Regions from separate parts of the Homo sapiens genome. Here region 1 is linked to region 2. A link is an interaction called in ENCODE POLR2A ChIA-PET data of the cell type or tissue named here. Cell type or tissue: MCF 10A. All regions are shown on one strand. Each heading gives the region's core, and the rest is flanking DNA. Links, peaks and the distances in the headings are about the cores only.

What was found. Peaks named below come from ENCODE experiments on the same cell type or tissue, not always from the same donor. Only the 100,000 strongest peaks of a DNase experiment are listed, where the experiment ranks them.
Region 1: POLR2A ChIA-PET joins it to region 2 with 12 read pairs; 15 of 35 experiments call an interaction of 5 or more read pairs at or near these places.

The regions. Positions count from the first base shown.
Region 1 is chr2:84,882,883-84,895,282 of GRCh38, reverse strand. LOC105374837 (a long non-coding RNA gene) reads right to left here and starts at 6,313. Exons shown (of 3, transcript XR_940309.3): 1 at 6,260-6,313; 2 at 5,713-5,797. RefSeq lists enhancers at 6,314-6,413, 6,424-6,493. In MCF 10A, for the core only: no CTCF peak of the experiment used is centred there; a DNase peak (open chromatin) is centred at 6,302.
Region 2 is chr2:84,953,191-84,965,590 of GRCh38, reverse strand. No RefSeq gene overlaps it. Among named protein-coding and RNA genes, the nearest start is that of KCMF1, 12 kb to the left of the region's middle. RefSeq lists enhancers at 5,062-5,751, 5,752-6,441, 6,442-7,132, 7,133-7,821 and a silencer at 7,151-7,445. In MCF 10A, for the core only: no CTCF peak of the experiment used is centred there; DNase peaks (open chromatin) are centred at 6,220 and 7,100.

The sequences.
Region 1 (12,400 bases), core at 3,653-8,652, 70 kb after region 2:
GGAATTTTCCAGGTTAGGAAGGTCAAGGGGAAGTCTGACTCATCAAGAGCCCCCCACCTCCATGACTCTGCCAAGAAAACAGACCCTGAGATGTGTCAGCAGCAGAGGATTTGGCGGCAGATGCAGCAAGGATGGAGAGGATAAGCGCCAGGAGAACCTCTTCTTCCTGACAGCCATGAAGCAAGGAAGCCCCTGAGCCTTGAACCTTTCTGGGGAGGAGAGAGAGAAGGAATCACTCAAGACCAAGCATTTCTGCGGGGAGACTGAGTGAAGCCTTAGCAGACTGCTTCAAACAGGAAGAGACTGAGTTTCCTTTAATCGGCTCACTTACTACCCATCTGCCAGTGTGGGCACCCAAGCACTGCCAGACAAAAAGCAAGCTGCGTTTTTCTTTCTTCCTAAGTATTGGTCTTAGTGTGTACATTTTGACCTCTTTCCCTGATATACTGCATACAATTTAAAAATCTCTCCCATGTGTTTTTTCTTTCTCTAGTCCCAATGTCTGTATGTTTTCTGTAAAGGAAGTACAGTGTAAAAGTGATCCCAGCCCCAATATGGTGACTGGCTGGGTGACTGTGTTAATTATCCTCTTTAGATTGCAAGGAACAAAGACTCACTTGGGATCCCTTAAGCAAAAAGGGCATGTCAGTTTAGGTTTCCCTGGAAGCAAAATCAGACAGGTTTAATGTGCAGGATATTTATTAAGGAGTTCCCTTGAATTCACTCCTATTGAAGCAGAAGAAGGAAGTGGGATTGGGGAGAAGGAGAAGTCAACCTAGACAATGTAGGCTTAATGACACCCTCAGTACCCCCAACACCGCAGGGGACCTCTGAAGCTAATGCGCTGAAGCAGATGGGCTGAGATGGGCTGAGACTGTAAGGGCGAGGTGGCTCTCTGTAGCCAAGGCAGTGCTACAGAGAATGACACCTGGAGGCTACCTGCTGGCAACATTCCTAGCCAGCTGGTTCGACAAGTCCTTTCTTGAAGGGGAACCTGAGTAGTCCCTTGCAGTGTCCACACCAGGGGACTTAGGCTAAGAATGCCCTAGGGCTGCAACCAGACTGCTGCCAGCCGCCCCCGGGAGCTCTGAGTTTCTCCCTTGCCTGCTTTCCTGACCCTTCTGCTCTCCCTGTATACTGTCTCTGCTTCCTCTGTGCACCTGGTCTGATTTCTCCTGGGTACTACCTGGATGGCCCTTACCGTGTTCTGATCAAATGCTGGAGGAGCCATTTACATTGACCTAGGACGGTGATTCCCAAACTGTGTTCCACGGAATTCTAGTCCTGGAGCTGTTACTATATCCTTCAAAAGCTGGGTGATATTTATATATGGGTTCATTGTACTCTTTTGTCTTCTTCTTATATTATAATATTTATATTATATTATTATATATTATATATAATATATATAATATTATAATATATATAATATATATAATATATATATAATATATATTATATATTATATATAATATATATTATATATATTATATATAATATATATAATATATATTATATTATATTTATTATATATATTATATATTATATTATATATATTATATATAATATAATATATAATATATATAATATATATAATATTATAATATATATATTATATAGAGAGAGCACTCTCTATATAATATATATAGAGCTCTCTATATAGAACTCTATATATATTATATATAGAGAATGCTCTCTCTATATAATATATATAGAACTGTATATATATTATATATAGAACTTGCTATATATTATATATAGAACTCTATATAGATTTTATATATAGAGCTCTATATAGATTATATATAGAGCTCTATATATAGATTTTATATATAGATATTATATATAGAATCCTATATGTATTTATATCTATATATAATATCTATATATAGAGTTCTATATATAATCTATATAGAGTTCTATATATAAAATCTATATATATCTATATATTCTATATTTAAACATAGAATATAAATATAAAATATATAGAATTCTATATATTTATAATATATATAGAATATAATATATAATATATAATATATAGACTTCTATATATAATATATATAGAATTCTGTATATTATATATTATATATAGAATTCTATATATATTATAAATAGATAGAATTCTATATATTATATATAGAATTATATATATAATATATACTGTACTATTATATATTATATATTATAATATTATTATTATATATATTATATATAATATATATAATATTATATATAATATATTATATATAATATATTATGTATAATATAATATATAATATTACATATATTATATATAATATAATATATTATATAATATATATAATATAATATATTATATAATATTATATATAATATTATATATAATATTATATATTATATACTGTCTGTATATTATATACTGTCTGTATATTATATTATATACTGTCTATATATTATATTAATATATTATATATATTCTATGTAGAATATATTTCAAATTCTATATAGAATATATATTCATATATATGAATATATATTCTATATATGTATATATTCTATATATGAATATATATTCTATATATATTCTATATTCTATATATATTCTGTATTCTATATATATTATATATATTCTATATTCTATATATAATATATATTCTATATATAATATATATAAATTATATATAATATATATAATATATATATTATATATAATATATATAATATATATATTATATATAATATATATAATATATTATATATAATATATATTCTATATATAATTTATATATTATATATTATATATATATAGAATATAGAATATATATATCTATATATAATTATATATATCTATATATAATTATATATATATTTATATATATAATATAATATATATTATATATAAAAGAGGATATAGTAATATATATATCTTCTTCCTCATATATGTAATACATCTCCTTCTTAAAGAAAATGCTAGCTGGTAGTGAGAGGTGGCAGTACAGGGAAATGGGTGAAAGTTTGGACTCTAAAGGTAGACTTTGTGAGTTTGAATCCAACACCTACTAGATGTACAACCTTGGCCAAGTAACTTAACCTCCCTGTGCTAAGCTTCCCTGATCAAGGGCTGCACACAGGGTGGCTCCTGTTATGTGGAGATACTGGGTGACTGGCGTGTTCATGGCAGTTATTTTATGAAAACTATAAAGTCTCAAGCCCAAAACGTATTTTAATAAAACGGTATATATATGTATACAAGCACCAACTGGAAAAAATAATATTATTGCTGTCCTCATTTCTGGGAGGCTGTAAAGCGTATTTTTCTTAGTAGAGAAAGACCTTTCCTTGGAATAAGCGTGTTCATGCACTTTTGGAGAGAGGCTCCCTTTTAAGCCGGGATTCTGGCCCATGAGGAAGTTCTACAGGGGCCATCACAAGAAGGAAAGCAGATCTTTGACGCTCCCATGGCCACGGCGCCCTATGGTCTGCAGGGGGAGGGGACCTGGGCAGACAGTCTTCCTCAGCTAAGGCCACTAAGATTAGTCTGTGAGGCCAGGCCCCGTATTGATCGCCATTCATGTGGCAAAAGGAACTTCCTACCCAGGAAACAACAGATCTCTGGCAAGAAAGAAGGAAGAAGGAAAGAACACCCCACACTTCCTTTACCCAGGTCATAAAATGACCAGTTGCCAGATGCCAGGACAGTATTCCGATAGCTGATGGGGCCTCGGGGGCCAAGTGGAGGTCACGGCAGTCAGCCAGCCAGATCAGGGCAGGGGTTGCTGTTAGCATGTTGCATCTCTTGGAAAGACTGGCCAGGCATGGGGGCTCAGCTCTTGAGGCCACTGTTACTAATGAACGAGTTGGACTAACAAGAATGGTAATCCTGAGGTTTTCTGCAACATTCATTTTCTTCACTGCCCTATTCCCTGCAGCATTATTTATGATCATGAAAAATGGCAAACAAGCCACGCTGTGGGAAGTTCTTCAGGCATTAGGAAGAATCAGTAGATTGTTATGTTTTGAAGTATAAGGCACACTCTCAATTGGAGTGGCCACATAATACATGCTCAAGAAGTAGCCAGTTTTAAAAAAATCATTAAAATTTAAGAGATTATCAAAGATGTGCTTGTTATTTTATGTATGTATGTATGTACATATGTATGTATGTATTTTTGAGATGGCAGAGTCTTGCTCTGTGGCCCCGGCTGGAGTGCAGTGGCGAGATCTCGGCTCACTGCAGCCTCTGCCTCCTGGGTTCCAGCGATTCTCCTGACTAGCCTTCCGAGTAGCTGGGATTACAGGCGCCTGAAACCATGTCTGGCTAATTTTTGTATTTTTAGTAGAGACGGGGTTTTGCCATATTGGCCAGCCTGGTCTCCAAGTCCTGACCTCAGGTGATCTGCCCACCTCGGCCTCCCAAAGAGCTGGGATTACAGGCGTAAGCCACTGTGCCTGGCTTGTACTTGTTATTTAAAAAAAAAAAAAAAAAAATCAGAAATACAGAAGCGTACAGAGTAGAAGCAGAAAGACCCTCTTTCCTTCCCTCCCCCACCCCACACCCATCTCACTCCCTCCCCAGATAAGTCATTAATTTGCTGTCTTCTCATTCTAGAGTCTGCAGATCTACCGCATTTGTAACTTTCAAATTCTAAGGATTGTTTCATTGTTTTAATGTTTCAGTGACCAGCTCACTGATTCCCTAACTGCGGTCTGTATGCGCGTGTGTATTGAGTCAATATTTCCCAAGAACAGATTCCTTTCCTGGAATTTCTAGGTGCTAACTGCCTTACAAAAAGCTTTCACAGCTGGGTGCGGTGGCTCACGCCTGTAATCCCAGCACTTTGGGAGGCCGAGGTGGGTGGATCACCTGAGGTCAGGAGTTTGAGACAAGCCTGGCCAACATGGTGAAACCACATCTCTACTAAAAATACAAAAATTAGCCGGGCATATTGGCTCATGCCTGTAGTCCCAGCTACCCTGGAGGCTGAGGCACAAGATCACTTGAACCTGGGAGGGGGAGGTTGCAGTGAGCCGAGATCGCGCCACTGAACTCCAGTCTGGGCAACAGAGTGAGACTTGATCTCAAACAACAACAACAACAACAACAAAATAAAACTGAAACAAAACAAAATGCTTTTACTTTCCTATTGCATATTGCCATGCTTCTATTTTTGCCAGTTTGAGAGGTGGAAATGTACCTGTTTTAATTTGCTTTTAAACATTATTTTATTTAAAAAAATTGTGGTAAAATATACATAACATAAAATTTACCATTTTAATCATTTTTAAGTGTTCAGTTCAGTGCTATTAAGTACATTCACATTGTCAGGCTATCATCGTTATCCATCTCCCACATTAATTTGCTTTTATTTCATTAGCTAGTGAGTATTTTTTCATTTCTTCATGCACTATTATATTTCTCCTTTCCCTCTCTCATTTTCTTCTTTCCCTCCTTTTCTTTCTCCTCTTACTCCTCTCTCTCTTTTTTTTTTTTGTCTTTTTATGATCTCTGCCGATTTCCCAAATAGCCTGATAACCCTTTTTCTTTCTCTTTTTTAAAAATTAGGAGCTTTCTACATTATGTGTATTATGTTTTGTCAGTTTTCATATATTCTGCTTGGCTCTTTATATATTACATTAGTTATTGTCTTTACAACATCCCTGCAAGACAAATATTCTGATTCCCATTTTGCAGATGAAGAAGATAAAGTTCAGAGATGTTATGTGACTTACCTAAGATCACACAGCTAGTAAGTGGCACAGACAAGATGTGACTCCAGTTCTGTCTGCTTCCGGGGCCCAAGTCCTTTTCACAGTGCTCAGGACAAAAGGAAACTGCGTGAGATGGTGATACTCTACTAAAGGCAGGCAAGACTAGAGGACAGTGGGAGTTCAAGAGACTTCAGGGGGAGGCTGGGGTAAAAGAGTCTGGGGGATCTAGAAGAAGCTGATGTTCCTAATCTTGGAGGAAGTGAGAGATAGACTCCCTTTCCCCCTGCTTCTCTTGTTGCCTGAAGGACCACTGAAACGCTGATGAAACTGGGGGTCTTATGAGTATTCACCCTCCATCACCACCAGCACTGTGGCTGTGGAGTTGAGGCCAGAGGGTGTGGTCTAGAGGCCCTTTCTGGGTGCTAATTCCGGGAAGTTTCTTGTTCTCCCTCTTGCCTACATCCAATTAACCTCCAAGTGCGGTGGATTTTACTTTTATGATAGCACTTCTCTTTGACCCCTGCCAGAGCCTGGTGCAGGTCCCTCTCATGTCCCCTCACTGTCTTACCACTTCTGCTTTCACTTTCTCCAGCTTCCCTTCCGTGCTGCTGTCTGAGTGATCTCTCTAAAGTGTATGTATGATTACACAATTCCCCTGCTTAAAACACTTTGATGGCTCTGCCACGTCTTCAAGATATGGGCCAAACTCCTCATCTCAGCTCTGGGGCCCTTCACTTCCAGCTCCTGCTATCTCTCTGGCTTACCCTTACCTGCCTTGATCTATGTGCAACAAGACTGAATTCCATGAACACAGCCAACTCTCTCTCATGCCTCAAGGCCTTTGTCTCTGCTGTTCTTTCTCACTGGAATGCTGCTTTCTGGTTAACTCTTACTCAGATCTGAGGTTTCTGTTTAGTTGACATTCCTGTAGAAACTCTCCCTAGAATGACGGTGGGGTCATGGGCTGTCATGGACCCTCATCACACCACCCACACTACCATCCTGTAATTTCCTTTTTGTGAAATTTCTGTCTCTCAATCTTGGCTGCATATTAGAAATGCCAGGGCAGCTTTAAGGATGCTGATGCTGGGGCCACACCCCCCCAGAAATGCTGAGTTAGTTAATCAGGGTGAGGCCCAGGTTTTGGTCATTGTAAAAGCTCTCCAGATGATTCTAATGTGCAACCAGCAATAACAGCTCTTGATAGAAAGCTCCGTGGGGCCAGGAGTCATGCCTGTCACAGTCACTTTTTTTTTTTTTTTTTTTTGAGATAGAGTCTCACTCTGTTGCCCAGGCTGGAGTACAGTGGCGTGATCTCGGCTCACTGAAACCTCTGCCTCCTGGGTTCAAGCGATTCTCCTGCCTCAGCCTCCTGAGTAGCTGGGACTGCAGGCATATGCCACCACGCCCTGCCAATTTTTGTAATTTTAGTGGAGACGGGGTTTCACCATGTTGGCCAGGCTGGTCTCGAACTACTGACCTCAGGGGATCTGCCCGCCTCGGCCTCCCAAAGCATTGGAATTATAGGCGGGAGCCACTGCACCCAGCCACAGTCATCTGTATAAACCCTCACTTGGCACTGAACTGTTCAGGTATTCGATAAGGGTGTTGCATAAATGAATGAAGCAGTTTCTAGAAAAGATGCAGGGTATGCATTGGATAGCAAGTTAGAGCTTTTTTTTTTTTGGGACAGAGTCTCACTCCATCACCCAGGCTGGAGTGCAATGGCATGATCTTGGCTTACCACAACCTCTGCCTCCTGGGTTCAAGCAATTCTCCCGCCTCAGCCTCCCGGGTAGCTGGGACTACCCGGCATGAGCCAATATGCCCGGCTAATTTTTGTATTTTTAGTAGAGATGTGGTTTCACCATGTTGGCCAGGCTTGTCTCAAACTCCTGACCTCAGGTGATCCACCCACCTCGGCCTCCCAAAGTGCTGGGATTACAGGCGTGAGCCACCGTGCCTGGCTGCAAGTTAGAGCTTTTAAAGGTTTTATAGAACAATCACTCCCCTGCCTTGTAAGAACTCACCGATCATTCAGGCCACTTTTAGAAAAAATTCCTAGTTTTGTTTACTTGTTTACTCATAGTGAAAACTAAATGTTTAGCTCATTGTCACTCGTGTGTTGCTGGGCCCCCTGTGGAAGGCCTTCTCTCTTCTCTGTGCCCACAGTGAAACCTTATGCCAACTGTCAGAGATCTAAAACCCACCTCTAAAGGAATGGTGTGTAATTTAAATATCACTGGAAATTTCTTGAAAATTTTCAACAGTAAGCCATCACAAAACCCCCTTGTCAACATCTCTGCTGTCTTTCCCCTTAATGGGTGTCTCCAGTCTCCTTGCCTCTAGCTTCTTCACCCTTCTGCCCCTCTCTGGTAAAAAAAACCCTTTTTCTTCCAATGTCCAGCAATTCAGCTCTTTCCTTCTGCTGGTGTCTCCCAAATAGCGAGGCAAAAACCTGAAGCTAGCTGAACAGTGACCACCCATTGTTTTTCCTGTGCCCTCCTGGGAGGCCCCAGTTCATCTCGACATATTATGAAGCTCTTTCTGTCAGGACTCCTTTGTACAGGCACCAGCATTGCACCCGGCTTCTAGGAGCAAGTGAGCATTCACCTAGCATAGTGTCACCATGTGACACATATGCAGGGCGGGGAGGGGCAGGAGACCAGTGGAAGCACAAGGATGGCATGGGGGCTGGCCAACGTCACTCTAAGTAGACATACAATGATCAATGCCCTTCAGCCATAGACCACCAGGGACACACTTGAAATTGCATTAGTTGGATTTATTGCTCTTTGCGATGAGGGAGAATTCTCTTGATGTGTGTCTTTTGTGTGTCCAAATTTTCTCATATTTTGGGGAATTGTAGGGCATATCAGGAAGAAGGTGTTAGGAGGGCTTGTTATAGGATTTGGACTTGTCAGGTGATTTGGGGGAGAGTTCAAGGAAGTGGGGCTTTGCTCTGGGTTGGGTGCTATCAAGTATTAGTCAGCTTGGGATGCCATAAAAAATACCCCAGACTGGGTGGCTTAAACACAGACATTTCTTTTCTTTTTTTGAGACAGAGCCTTGCTCTGTTGCCCAGGCTGGAGTGCAGTGGTGCAATCTCGGCTCACTATAACCTCTGCCTGCTGGGTTCAAGTGATTCTCCTGCCTCAGCCTCCTGAGTAGCTGAGATTACAGGTGCATGCCACCACACCTGGCTAATTTTTGTATTTTTAGTAGAGACGGGGTTTCACCATTTTGGCCAGGCTGGTCTCCAACTCCTGACCTCAGGTGATCTGCCTGCCTTGGGCTCCTAAAGTGCTGGGATTACAGGTGTGAGCCACCGTGCCCAGCCCAGAAGTTTATTTTCTTACAGTTCTGGATGCTGCAAGTCTGAGATCAAAGTGTTGGCAGGTCTCTTCTCCGAGGCCTCGCTCCTTGGCTTGCAGATGACTGCCTTCTTTCTGTGTTACTCACATGGTTGCCCCTCTGTGTATGCAGTCCGTGCTGTTCTCTTCTTTTTTTTTTGAGACAGGGCCTCACTCTGCTGCACAGGCTGAAGTACAGTGGAGACCATGGTTCACTCCAGTCTTGATCTCCCAGGCACAAGGGATCCTCCAGCCTCAGCCTCCTGAGTAGCTGGGACCTCATTCATGCACTACCATGCCAGGCTAATTTTTTTTTTTTTTTTTTTTGTAGAGACAGTGTCTCCCTTTGTTGCCCAAGCTGATCTCGAACTCCTGGGCTCAAGCCATCTTTCTGCCTTGGCCTCCCAGAGTGCTATGATTACAGGTATGAGCCACCATACTTGGCACAAATTTCCTCTTTTTATAAGGACACCAGTCAGATTGGATTAGGGCCCATCCTTACAGCCTAATTTTAACTTAATCATCGATTTAAAGACTTTATCTTCAAATACAGTCACATTCTGAAGCACTAGGGGTTAGGGGATTAATGTATGAATTTTGGGGGATCTTAATTTATCCCCAAATAGAATCTTAACGTATCTCATCTATGAGGTGGGAGAAATGAATGGAGGTGAAAACTGGCCTTGGTAAAGGAGCAGCCATCACTCCTTAGTCAGAAGAGGCGGATGACTGGACACCCTTTCTTGTGACTTGGCCAATGTTCATGTTTTGTCTGTGTTGAGATGTGATTATGGAGGGGTTTTGCTTTCATCTTCATTCATCACAGAGTGGCCTTGTCTGATGTTGATGCTCTGTGAAGTTGTTTATGTTCAACAGGAGAACACCATGGCTTAGCTGTGAGTGCCAGGCCAGCTTGTAGCAACACCAAGGCCTGACTGATAAAACCAGACCAGTTCCCAGCTGTCCAGGGATGTTTTCTCTTTTTCACAATCTGGTACAAGCAGTGTGCTGCAAAGCAAATGCAGCTTTGGCATACTTGCCACTCTTTCCTACTTAGAAATTCTTGTGCCAACACTGGGTGGGCGAGGGAGTGTGGCAACATTCAGCCCCTTTCCAAGAATGCACGGAGCCTGCACACCTGGCAGTGGAGGGAGTAGGTGTTTCCACACCTCCATCAACTTAGGTCTTCAACTGCTCACCTTGAGGACGGACACAGCCTGCTGGCCGAGCACCATGCTGGAACTCCTGGGAATGTGCTTAGCATCCCACTTCCCCTGGTGTATTAGTTATCTATTGCTGCTGCAACAAATTACCACAAACCTGGTGGCTTAAAACAGCACACATTTATTTTCCCAGTTGCTTTGGATCAGGAGTGTAGACAGAGCTTAATTGAGTCCTCTGCTTAGGGTCTCACAAGGCTACAGTCAGGGTGTTGTTGGCTAGGACTGGATTTTCATTGGAGGCTCAACTGGAGAGGGATCTGCTCCTGAGCTCTCTTAGGTTGTTGGCAGAATTCATGTCTTCATGAATTCTGTAGGTCTCATGGCAACTTGCTTAGCAATGGAGAGAGAGATTTTCACTGCTTCTGAACCTTCCCCTAGTCCTTTCTCTTTCCCCTTTCATGTATGGTTGATATTCTTGGCAACTCTCCCATATTAGTCCATTTTGTGCTGCTATAGAAGAATAGCACAGACTGGGTCATTTATAAGTAACAGAATGCATTTCCTTACAGTTCTGGAGGCTGGGAAAGATAGCAATGGAGAGAGAGACTTTAGCAAGACTAGCAGTACATGTTTATGTAGTCATGTACAAGTAATCACAGCACTGCCCATGACCTTTGCCGTATTTCATTGTTAGAAGCAAGTCTCAGGTTCTGGTTACAATAAAGGACAGGGTATGAAACATAAGTGTGAATATCAGGAGGCAGAATCAAGGGGAACTGCCACCACACCTCTGATGTCCCGATCACCTCTGGAAATCTGTGGATGACTGCAGGTCAGCCAAGCCAGGTAGAAAAAGGCAGGGTGAAGGCACAGAGTGTTGCTGAAGCCATAGCAAATCCTCTGCATACTCTGAAAACTTTATTTTTGAGGGTAAATCTGATTTTGGGGAAAGAGCAAAAAGGTATCAGCAGTATAATTTTCTCAGGTACTGCTATGAAGGGGACAAGCCTCACAGGTTTGTGTAAATTCAGAAAGTCATTACTAGGGGCACAAAAGAAGCACTTAAGAGTAGATGGACCTAAGCGGATGCTATACTTTGAAGGTGTCCTCCAAAAGCATATGTTGGAAACTTAATCCCTAATGCAACAGTGTTGGGAGCTGGGACATCATGGGAGGGCTTTACCCTCATGACCTCATGAATGGCTTGAGGATGACTTTAGCTCTCAATCTCGATTTTTCTCTCTTTCTCACTCTCTTGTGCTCTCACCTTCCACAGTGGGATGATGCAGTAAGGAGGCCCTTGCCAGATGCTAGGCACCTTGATCTCAGATTTTCCAGCCTCCAGAACTGTAAGGAAATACATTTCTGTTCTTTATAAATGACCCAGTCTGTGGTATTCTTCTATAGCAGCACAAAATGGACTAATATGGGAGGGTTGCCAAGGATATCAACCATACATGAAAGGGGAAAGAGAAAGGACCAGGGAAGGTTCAGAAGCAATTCAGGGCTCTGGCAATGGGCAGCCAGAGGTATGATCCAGTAACAAAGCTGAAGTTAAGGAGCTAAACTTGATACAGAAACTCGGCAGATAAGCAGAGAGGAGGACATGGGTACATTTAACATCTCCTTCCTAACCAGGAAGGGAAAGGCAGAAAGGCCTGCAACCCAGATGTCTGTATAAGGCAAGTGAGGACCAGGCCATGTCAGCCTGTCACCAGGTCTGGGTCAGCACTGTGGGATGATAGTGAACTTAGGAATGTCTGTGGAAACATGTAAGTAGAGTAGATGTGATTCTATAGAATATTCGGACACTGAGTGTCTTACAGAATAAATCCTACTTGATGATGGGTCTGGCTAAGAGAAAAAACAAAACGAAACAAAGCAACAACAGCAACAAAAAAAACACTTCATTTAAAAACTGTCAGAATCAAACAAAATTATCTAGGTACTTTGGATATGGATATGATATTTCATACTCAGTATCTGACCATATGCTGAGCCATAAAACAAGTCCCAATAAATTCAAAATAATCAAAATCATACAGAGTATGTTTTCTGTTTACAACAGAATTGGATTATAAATCTGTTGATATTGCAAAAACCACAATTACTTTTGCACCAACCTAATATTTAGGACAATTCCATAGTTTGGAAATCAATCAACCTACTTCTAAATAATCCACGGGCAAAGAA
Region 2 (12,400 bases), core at 4,292-9,291:
CACCACTGCACTCCAGTCTGGGCAACAGAGCGAGACTCTGTCTCAAAGAAAAAAAAAGGTTCTTTGGCGTCTTCGACAATTTTTAAGAATGTAAAAAGATTCTGAGACCAAAATATTTAAGAATCTGTGCCTTAGAGACTGTTAACAAAGCCCTCATTGTTCAAATGAGAAATGGTCATGATGCTGACATTTAGTGCTCTGGTACATGTGGCTGGCCTTATTGTAAGCACTTTACTTGAGGATACTATTATGTCTTCATGTTACTGATAAGGCAAGTGAGGCACAGAGAGGTTAAATTGACTTGCCCAAGGCCATGTAGCTAGTCACTGGTGGAACCACAATTTGAGGCCCTGATGTTGGCTACAGTTTTCTGCCACTTCCATGAAGTCTGGAAAGGGTCAGAAGGCCCAAATGCCATCTGGTTACTTCACCAGTTCTCTGTTATCTATCAATCTCACAGTCACTATGCAGGAGTCACTGAGGCCTCAATTCTGCTTTGCAGTCTTCATCCCAAATTCTGCCACCCTGAATGTTTTCAAGTATGGCCTTACAATTGGCCTTACAAGGCCTTGATTTTTTTCAAATCTGTGTGCACTTCCACTTCAACCACCCATTCCTCTCTTGTGACCATGCTCGAAACTCTAATAATCTGTCTTATTGTAACTTCCTATTTTTCAGTTTTCTTACTCTCTACCACTAAACCTTTTTTTTTTTTCTTTTAATGTCCAGCGTCTTGCTGTGTCACCCAGGCTGGAGTGCAGTGGTGCGATCATGGTTCACTGCAACCTTGAACTCCTGGGCTCGAGCAATCATCTTTATTTATCAGTGGACACTGAGTAGCTGGGACTACAGGCGTGCACCACTGCACCCAGCTAATTTTCTTATTTTTTGTAGAGACAAGGGTCTCGCTTTGTTACCTAGGCCAGTCTTGAACTCCTGGCTTTAAGTGATTCTTCCACCTCAGCCTCCCAAAGTGCTGGAATTAATAGGTATGAGCCACCACGCCTGGCCTAATCCTTGATGTTTGCACTTGCTGTTATGGTTTTTGTTTGTTTTTCTGAGACAGAGTCTTACTCTGTTGCCCAGGCTGGAGTGCAGTGGCCTGATCTCAGCTCACTGCAACCTCCGCCTCCTGGGTTCAAGTGATTCTCCTGCTTCAGCCTCCCGAGTAGCTGGGAATACAGGCGCCTGCCACCACGCCCGGCTAATTTTTATGTTTTTAGTAGAGGCAGGGTTTCACCATGTTGGCCAGGCTGGTCTTGAACTCCCCACCTCAAGTGATCCATCCGCCTCGGCCTCTCAAAATGCTGGGATTACAGGTGTAAGCCACCACGCCCAGCCGGTTTTTTCTTTTGTTTTTCCCTTTTTAACCCCATTCTCTACCTTATGCAACTGGTGCCCTGTGGTCAACTCAGACTTCTCATTCATGCCCTCAGCTCCTTAAACCCCTCATCCTCAAACTCTACCAGCTTTGCAAGCTTCCAAGCCTGAATTGCCTGACTCAGTTTATCCCTGTGTGTATCTGCTTGGGGTGTAGAATATAACAACTAAAAATGATAGAAGTGTACAGATTGTGGCTGTTATGAATCTAGGGCATTCAACTGCGGTTGGACCTCAGTGCCATTGAGCAATCTTTGTCTTTGGTCAGAACCCTCTTCTATAAACATTCACCACTTGGTTCCAACTGCTTACTCACCCACGTGCCTAATAGATAACCTCACCTCCTAATTCACAGAGGGAGGAAAGTTCAAAATGCAGGAACTTTCACTTCCCACTGTGAGCCTCCAAGGGAGTGTGTACATCTGCATCCTGCTGCCTCATGCATGGAGATAGCCTTTCTGTTCAACCTGTCATCTGTTATGATCCCACTTCATCCCATCAATGGGATCTTACTCCTTCAGCCACCCCCTTGGCACCTGTACTTTCAGCTGCTCAGCCTCTACTGGTCCGTTGCCCTCAGCCAAAAAACGCCCCTTCAACCCTGCACTCCTGGTTATTACCCTATTGTTTCTCTCTGTGGACAATCTTCTTGAAAGAATTGTCACTCCCCTTCCTCAGCTTAGAAACTGGTTTATCTGATTGCCTGACTTTTGGTGCTGTTGGTTACCCTCTCATTTTCTGGGATACCACTATCATCATCTTCTCTTTCATGTCTTTGCTGTTTTTGTATCCCCTATTGGATTGAGCAAAGTCATCAGCCTAGTCAAGTCACCCCCCAACAAGATGAAACACAACAGTCATCCTAGACTCCTTCCTCCCATTTATCTTCCATAGCCAATTGCCAAATCCTGTGATGTTTACCCATTAAACATCTGTCAAATCAGTCCCTTTCTCTTTATTCCCATGGCCACCAAACCATTCCAGGCTGCTATCATCTCTTCTCGAGATGTGGAGTGATCTTGGCTCCTCACTATCATACTCCCTTATGTGGTCCTTTGTACTGACCTGAGCAATAATGATGCTGAAGGCCCCACTGTTCGCTGCCAGCCCACAGAGAAGAAGTCTATGCCAGAGAACGAGTGACCAGAAGAGGCTATGCTCACAGAAGTCAGAGAAGCAGAGTCTTCAGGAAGGGAGAACATCGGTGTCCACCAAGCAGAGATACCTCATGAGATAGATTGAAGTGTGGCCCCTGGATTTCAGAAATGGATGTCATCTGTCCATGGAGGAGTAGGGTAAGAAGCTGCATTGCAGTAGGCTGAAGGGTGTCCTTGGAAGCCTAGAAACTGACAGTAGCTATAGATGACTTCTAGAAGATGAGCTGAAATAAGAATGTGAAACAAACTCAACCACTAGGAATCAAATCCAAATTAAAAGGAGACACCATTTCACCTCTTAAATTGGCAGAAAAATACTTTTAATAATACTTGATAATGAGGATGTCAAGAAAGGAATATGACTTGTTACAAGCATTCCAAATGGGATTTTATGGTAGGTTTCAAGAGCAATAGATTTTTGCCCATTCTTTGCCATAGTAATCCCAGCTCAACTCAGTCTATTTAAGTAATTACTGATAGATGCAAAGATTTTAGACACAAGAATGTTTATCACAGTGTTCTTTTTAATATTTAAAATTGAAAACCTATAAATTATTGTCTATCCAAACCAAAAGCAGCAACTAAAAATGGGTAATGAACTAGAAATATGATGTGTTTTTAGTGAAAAAAGCAGGTTACAAAACATTCTTTTCTAAATTATGTATGTACAGCCTGATGTCATTATTGTTTTTGTTTTTTTGAGACTGGGTCTTGCTCTGTCATCCAGGCTGGAGTACAGTGGCATGATCATGGCTCACTGCAGCCTCGACCTCCCAGGTTCAAGCGATCCTCCCACCCTCACTCTCCTGAGTAGCTGAGCCTACAGGCATGTACCACCAGGCCCAGCTAATTTTAAGTTTTTTTTTTTTTTTTAGAGTTGAGGTCTTGCTATGTTGCTCATGCTGGTCTCAAATTCCTGGCATCAAATGATCCTCCCACCTCAGCCTCCCGAAGTGCTGGGATTACAGGCGTGAGCCATGGCACCTGTCCTCATTTTTTATTTTTAATAAAACATGTAAAGATTGGATGGCTATCAGAGTCAATATGGTTATGGGGGTATAATATGGATGATGTATTTTTTTTTATGTTACCCAGGTTTGTTATATGGTATATAGCATGATGCTGAGGTTTGGGGTGTGAATGATTATATCACTCAGGCACTAAGCATTGTACCCAGAAGGTAGGTTTTCAGCCCTTGACTCACTCCCTCTCTCTTCCATCTAGTAGTCCCCAATAAATACATATTTATTGAGTCTTCTGGGTCCACTGAGGACACAATCATGAAAAAGAAAACTATGTCCCCATCCTGGAGGTGTTTACATTCTGGTGACAAAACTAATTGAAGCAGTTCTGATTGATGTTTTGAGAGCTTATGATAAGGTATGAAGGACTTTTTTTCCTTTTAGTTTTGAAATTTTCTGTAATGAACATATACACTGGTTTCATAGCCCTTTTGTTTCTTTTTTCTTTCTTTTGTATTTAAAGAAGCTTGGCAGAGGCCGGGCATGGTGGCTCACACCTGTAATCCCAGCACTTTGGGAGGCTGAGGCAGGTGGATCACTTGAGGTCAGGAGTTGAAGACCAGCCTGGCCAACATGTGAAACCCTGTCTCTACTAAAAATAACAAAAATTAGCTGGGCGTCATGGCACACTCCTGTAATCCCAGCTACTTGGGAGGCTGAGGCAGGAGGGTCACTTGAGCCCAGGAGCTGGAGGTTGCAGTGAGCCAAGACTGTGCCACCACTCAACAGAGTGAGACTCCGTCTCAAAAAAAAAAAAAAAAAAAAAAAAAAAAAAAGCTTGTCAGAGAAATAAATGAGAAATTAAAAGATGGTAAGTGGAGGCCCCAGAGTGAAGGGAAGTGTTTTTGGTTTTAGGAATAGGAGAGTCTAGTGTGTTTAGAGGTTTAGGGGAAGGATCCAGGAGAGGCAGCAGAGAACTGAAGGGTGTATGTGTGTGTGGAGCAGGGAGGTGGGGGTGGTGAGGGTGGGAGATGGAGGGGAGAAGGAGCCCAGATAAATTTAGCTTCCACCAGGAGCAGGATGCCTCTTCCTCTGCTGGTGCTATAGGAAGGTTGCCAATGGGCCGGGTGCGGTGGCTCATGCCTGTAATCCTAGCACTTTGAGAGCCCAAGGTAGGTGTATCACGAGGTCAGGAGTTCAAGACCAGCCTGGCCAGTATGGTGAAACCCTGTCTCTACTAAGAAAATACAAAAATTGGCCAGTGACGGTGGCTCGCACCTGTAATCCCAGCACTTTGGGAGGCCGAGGCGCGTAGATCAGGAGGTCAGGAGGTCAGGATTTCAAGACCAGCCTGGCCAAGATGGTGAAACCCCATCTCTACTAAAAATACAAAAATTAGCTGGGCATGGTGGCTCGCGCCTGTAGTCCCATCTACTCAGGAGGCTGAGGCAGGAGAATCGCTTGAACCCGGGAGGTGGAGGTTGCAGTGAGCCGAGATCGTGCCACTGCACTCCAGCCTGAGAGACAGAGTGAGACTCTGTCAAAAAAGAAAAATTGCCAGTGGAGATAAAGGTGTCCATTTGGGTAGGTCAGGAAGCTGTGGTATTCATGCCTCATGGCCTTCATTTTCTTAGAGCGTAGGGTAAAATCATGCCATTTTTTGCCTCTGTGCCTCATAAGTTTGTACTCCTTCCTCCTTTAAAAATCAGCTGTAAGAGCTGGATGTGCTGTAAGGGCTGGACGTGGTGGCACATGCCTGTAGTTCCTACTTGGGAAGCTGAGATGGGAGGACCACTTGAGTCCGGGAGGTTGAGGCTGCAGTGAGCTATGATTGCACCACTGCTCTCCAGCCTGGGTGACAGAGCAACACCTTGTCTCTTGGGAAAAAAAAAAAAAAAAAAAATCAGCTCCAGACCCCTGCCTTTGTGAACCTTTTCTTGAAGGAAAGAGTGTGGGTTGGGGCCACTTCCAGTGGAATCACCAGGAGGGGAGTGGAGGGAGGAGGGAAGGTGCTCAGAATAAACATTCAATGTCCCTGAGCATTCCTAGATCAACCGGATCAGGATCTCTGAAGGATGGGGCTCAAAGATTGGCATTTGAAAGAACACCCGTGGGGATCCTGATGGTGCAATAAAGTTGTAGAACCACCTCACTAAGTGCTCCCAATTCCTTTTACAATTCTCTATTATTGCAATTTAATCCTTTCACTTCCCCCACTGGGCTGCCCTTGGGCAGGAGTAGGTGTCTTTGTTTACATACTTGTAGCACAGCCCTGCAGTTGGCTATCATAGTGGGCTTTGGGTGCTTATTTGTGAAATGAATGATGTGTACAAAACTGGAACCCAGATGTCCTGATTCCCAGACTCATAATTTGCTCTATCACATTTTATCTCTAGAAGCTGCTGAATTCCTCAGGAAGGCATTTCCTGGTCCAACTGTGCCTAAAACTCATATGCCAATTTAAAAAGCACAAATCCACATAGAAAGATTCTCTGAAGAAGGAGACAGTGTATGGGGGATTGGTTGCTCTAAGGAAGATTAGAAAATGAGGTCACCTGAAAGTGAAGGGAGCGGGATGCACACAAAGTAACAAGCCCCTGGAGCAGGTCTGTTCCAAGTGTGTCACCCAGGTCTCCCCCAAAAACCATCAAGGAGTTAGAAACATACTGTGGAAAAGATCCCTAGAATGTAACAGTTAAGAAGCTGGATGCTCAGGAGGTAATGAGTCATAGAATGCTTGTGTGTGGACTGCATGGAATCCAGAAAAGGGGAAGCCATAGGTTAGAAATTATAGCGTCTCAGCTGGGCACGGTGGCTCACGCCTGTAATCCTAGCTCTTTGGGAGGCTGAGGTGGGTGGATCACCTGAGGTCAGGAGTTCGAGACCAGCCTAGCCAACATGGCTTCACCGTCTCTACTGAAAATACAAAAATTAGCCAGCGTGGTGGCGGACGCCTATAATCCCAGCTATTCAGGAGACTGAGGCAGGAGAATCGCCTGAACCCGGTGGGGTGGAGGTTGCAGTGAGCCAAGATCGCGCCACTTCATTCCAGCCTGGGTGAAAAAGCAAAACTCTTGTCTCAAAAAAAAAAAAAAAAAAGAAGAAGCAATTAGAATTTATAGAGTTGTTGTAATATCCAAAGGTATAGATGCTCTGATACCACTGGGTAGTGCTGTTAATTTAGAAAGAACTGGTCCAAAAGAATGCGAATTCATCTTAGGAGAAATGGGTGTTTCCACTAAGAACAGCTCATCCCTTTTCTTTAATCATTTAGTAACTCTTTATAGATTACCTCCAATGTGTCAGGGGCTGTATTCACTGTGTCTTGCCGGAGATATGACAGTGGGCAAAACAGGTACAGGACGTACCCTTGAGAACTCACAGTATTATTCTTGTTTATTCATCAGGTTTCTAACCTGTAATTTGATATGCTTTGTGGATTTGCCTGGCACTCTGAGCAAATGACCAAAACCAATTATTCTGCCAGGTAGGCCTCTGTTCTCACGTTAATAACATTCTAGTTGTGAGTCATTTATGACTTCGATGAGAGAGTATAAAACAAACAGTTCCATTAGGGGTTGGTTTTTCCCTGGACAAATGGGTACAGAGCTGGGCCTGCTGATGAGCTCAGCAAGAAGTCCCCACCCTGGGAAGCCCTGCCAACTGCCAGCACCTTGTATTCAGCAGGCTCTCAGCCACACACAGGCTAAGTCACAGCCCCTGGCCCCATTAGGAATGTGTGTATCCTTTCCTGCCTGAATGGCCCACTGAGAGGTCGTTGGGAAAATTCTTGGAGCGTCGGATTCCTGGATGTCTTGAATTCCAAAGAGCTTGAATCAGCACAAAGCTTAGGGCCCAGGGCTGTATTTTAAAGGAAGACGCAGCAGGGGCAGGTGATGGTAAATAGAGGAGAGTGAACATGGCGGGAACAGACTTCAGGCTGCACCTGTGACTGAGGACAGCCCCCAAATTCTTAGTTCTGAGAGAAACCCCTGAGGGCCAAAAACAGCATGCTCAGTTCCTGGTAATTCCTTAAAAACAGGCTTCTATCAGACCTGGCTCTAAAAAAACATTCACTCAGGCTGGATCCAGGTTTGGGGCCCTGAGGCTTATATATTTGGTACAGGCAACTCTTAAGAAAGAAGTGCAAAATTAGATATAGGGCTTGGAAGCCCTGTTTGAGGAAGCCAGGGACCCTGAAGTGTAAGCTTCAGTAGTTTCACAGTAAATCCACCTATGTGTTCATGCTGGAGAGTAAAAATATCCCATGTCTGTGATCCCAAAGGATCAGAGGGCTCTCTGGATGCTTAGAGGAAGGAAGGAAGCAGGGATGAGAGCAACTTCAATGTTTTAATTCATTGATCTTATTAATAAATCACATTCCCAGCCGGGCGCGGTGGCTCATGCCTGTAATCCCAACACTTTGGGAGGCCGAGGCGGGCGGATCACAAGGTCAGGAGATCGAGACCATCCCGGCTAACATGCTGAAACCCCGTCTCTACTAAAAATACAAAAAAAAAAAAAAAAAAAAAATTAGCCGGGCGGGGTGGTGGGTGCCTGTAGTCCCAGCTACTGGCTGAGCCTGGAGATTGGCATGAACCCAGGAGGCGGAGCTCGCAGTGAGCCATGATCGCGCCACTGCACTCCAGCCTGGGCGACAGAGCGAGACTCCGTCTCAAAAAATAAAAATAAAAAATAAATCACATTCCCTTTTCTTCATCCCTTACATTCAGTTAAAGGTTTAAATGCTAGACTTGGCCAGGCATGGTGACACACGCCTGTAATCCCAGCACTTTGGGAAGCCAAGGCGGGTGGATCACTTGAGCCAGGACTTCGAGACCAGCCTGGGCAACATGGCGAAACCCCATCTCTACAAAAAAAAAAATACAAAAAAATTAACCTGGTGTGGTGCTGCATGTCTGTAGTCGCAGCTACTTGGTAGGCTAAGGCGGGAGGACCACTTGAGCCCAGGAGGTCGAGGCTGCAGTGAGCCATGATTGTGTCACCGCACAACAGCCTGGATGACAGAGCAAGACCCTGTCTCAAAAAAAAAAAAGTAGATTCTGAGCTACTCGAGGACAGCAATCATATCTTATTTGTCTTTGAATCCCAAGTACTTTGCAAATAGCATTTGTTGAATGGATGAATGAATGAGTGAGTGAGTGAGTGAGTGAGTGAGTGAGTGAGTGAGTGAATTCTCCCAGGAACTGAGACCTGATAGTCATATATTCCCCTCTCCCTTCCTCTTGACTGCTCCGGCAGGTGGCATAGACTAATCATGAACTCTGGAGTAAGACCTGAGTTGAATCCCAGCTTTGCCACATACCATCAGGGTGACCCTGGGAAAGTTACCCAACATCTCTCAGCCTCAGTTTCTTTAGAAGGGAGCCAATAATACTTCCCCTCAAGGTTGCAGTGAGAATCAGTAATAAAGTGCCTGGTATGTCACAGTTCTCAACAAATGTTGACTATTGTATTATTACTTTAGGTCTGGGGTAGGCAAACCAGGCCATGGGCCAAATCTGGCCCCCCGCCACCATTTTTGTAAATAAAGTTTTATTGGAACACAGGGAACACAGTCATGCCTATTTGTTACTTTTTTTTTTTTTTAAACAGAGTCTCTGTCATCCAGGCTGGATTGCAGGGGTGCCGTCTCAGCTTACTGCAACCTCCACCTCCCGGGTTCAAGCAATTCTTCTGCCTCAGCCTCCTGAGTAGCTGGGATTATAGGCATGCACCACCAGGCCTAGCTAATTTTTCTTTTTTTTTTTTTTTTCTTTTTTTGCAATGGAGTTTCGCTCTTGTTGCCCAGGCTGGAGTGCAATGGCACGATCTCGGCTCACCACAACCTCTGCCTCCTGGGTTCAAGCAATTCTTCTGCCTCAGCCTCCTGAGTAGCTGGAACTACAAGCGCATGCCACCATGCCCAGCTTATTTTGGTATTTTTAGTAGAGACAGGGTTTCACCATATTGTCCAGGCTGGTCTCAAACTCCTGACCTCAGGTGATCTGCCCACCTCAGCCTCCCAAAGTGCTGGGATTACAGGTGTGAGCCACCGCGCCCAGCCCTAATTTTGTATTTTTAGTAGAGACTGGGTTTCTCCATGTTGGTCAGGCTGGTCTCGAACTCCTGACCTCCGGTGATCCACTCGCCTTGGCCTCCCAAAGTGCTGGGATTACAGGTGTGAGCCACCTCACCCAGCCTGTTACTTCTTATCCATGGCTACTTTTGTGCTACAATAGCATAGTTAAAAAATTGATACAGAGACCTTATGGCATGCAAAGACTAAAATATTTACCACAGAAAAAGTTTGTCAACCACATACCATCAGGGTGACCCTGGGAGAGTTACCCAACATCTTTCTGGCCCTACAGAAAAAGTTTGTCAACTTCTGATTTAGGCCTTTATCACTTTACTCTCAACTTGTAGTTGTCTCCTAACTGGTCCCCAAGCCTCTCGTCTTTCTCCCATTCTGTTCTTTCTCTACTCTGTGGCCAGTTGTTTCTTTTCTTTTCTTTTTTTTTTTTGAGACAGAGTCTCGCTGTGTCGCCCACACTGGAGTTCAGTGGCCCAATCTTGATTCACCGCAAGCTCTGCCTCCCAGGTTCAAGCAATTCTCATGCCTCAGCCTCCCGAGTAGCTGGGATTACAGATGGGTGCCACCACACCCAGCTAATTTTTGTATTTTTAGTAGAGACAGGGTTTCACCATGTTGGCCAGGCTGGTCTAGAACTCCTGACCTCAGAATGATCCTCCAGACTCAGCCTCCCAAAGTGCTAGGATTACAGGTGTCAACCACCATGCCCTGCCCTTCTTTTTCTTGTTTTTTTTTAGATGTGGTGTCTCTAAAAAGCCATTGCGGCCAAACTTTTTTGTTTTTTTTGTGTTGTGTTTTTTGAAATAGTGTCTCTTTCTGTCACCCAGGCTGGAGTGCAGTGGCATGATCATGGCTCACTGCAGCCCCAGACTCCTGGGCTCAAACAATCCTCCCACCTCAGCCACAGGAATAGTTGGGACTACAGGCACACATCACCACACCCAGCTGATTACTTTTTTTTTTTTTTTTGAGACGGGGTCTTGCTCTATCGGCTAGGCTAGAGTGCAGTGGCGTGATCTTGGCTCACTACAACCTCCACCTCCTGGGTTCAAGCAATTTCTCTGCCTCAGCCTCCCAAGTAGCTGGGACTACAGATGCCTGCCACCATGCCTGGCTAATTTTTGTATTTTTAGCAGAGATGGGGTTTCACCATATTGTCCAGGCTGGTCTTGAACTCCTGACCTTGTGATCCACCCGCCTCGGCCTCCCAAAGTGCTGGGATTACAGGCGTCAGCCACTGCGCCTGGCCCCAATTTTTTTTTTTTTTTTGTAGAGACGAAGTCTCACTATGTTGCCGAGGCTGATCTTGAACTCCTGGGCTCCAGCAATCTGCCTGCCTTGGCCTTCCGAAGTGCTGGGATTGCAAGCATGAGCCACTGTGTCCAACCCAGATGGACACTTTGGATAGAGTCTACTAGGCTTGCCTTTAGCTTTCTGCTGTCCTGTCGTCTCATCGCATCCTGTTATGTAGTCCATAGCTCACTTCATTCCAGGGGGCAGGTTGAAAGCAGACTCAGCTGTTTGTCCTGGGCTGATCCCTGAGTTCATGTTGCTGTTTCCCATAACTTCGCTTTATAATCTGGCACCAGGGAGCCAGTGGCCAGGGACAGTCAGTGAGCTTACATGTTTTCTTGGAAATCATCACCCATCCCTGGGCTTGGCCTTTAGTTTTCGTCTTGCGGTCCTGTCTTGCTGTCTTCATTGCTTGCCCTGTAGATTGGATTTTTGACTCTGAGTACCTGGAGCATTTGATCCTGCCTTTGTTCTCCTAGGCACTGATCCATCAGAACTCAGGGAAAACACAGGCTTAGAAATCAACACTGGCATCATCCCTGCACTGCATGGCCAGATCTGTGCCTCACTCCACATATCTTGGCCCCAGTATGATTTCATGTACATTCCCAAGAACTTTTGATGTAGACCTGGATTATAGCTACTATGTTTTATTGGGATTCGGTGTTGTAGCATGGGGTGTTGACATTGTCCCTTTTTGGGAACCCACCCCCAACTCCAATTTCTTTACCAATCCCAGTCTGCAACCTAATTCCTGATTTTGAGCTTCAACTTGTTCTTCTGTTTTTGGATACTGTCCCAGACTATTTTCTATCAGTGTTCTGAGTTTTCTTGAGTTTTTTGAACCGAGTACCTGTGCTCTCTCTCTCTGCACCACTGCTGCCACCATCCTAGTGCTGAGGCCAACTCTCAGAACTCAAATGGGCAGACATCAGGGATCACGGGTCCAGAAGTATAAATAGTGGCTCATCTCACACAATAGAGTTCATTCACTCATGGAAAGCACTTAGCGTAGTATCTGGCCCAGAGTAAGTCTATATAAGCATTACTGATAATTAGGATGTGCCAAAATGAAGCACATACTCTCTCTTATACAGGGAGATCTTTGGGGTAAAAAATGAAGGCAAATCACCAAGGAATGTGGTTCATTGGCATAATAATATGTAATTTTTTTTTTTTTTTGAGACGGAGTTTCGCTCTTGTTGCCCAGGCTGGAGTGCAGTGGCACAATCTTGGCTCTCCGCCTCCCGGGTTCAAGCAATTCTCTTGCCTCGGCCTCCCAAGTAGTTAGGATTACAGGCATGTGCCACCACACCTGGCTAATAATATGTAGCTTTTTAAAAATTATTATTATTATTTTTTTTAAGACGGTCTCACTTTGTCACCCGGGCTGGAGTGCAAGTGGCTCAATCACAGCTCACTGCAGCCTTGACCTCCTGGGCTCAAGCAAGCCTTCCACCTCAGCCTCCTGAGTAGTTGGAACTACAGGCGAGTGCCACCACATCCGGCTA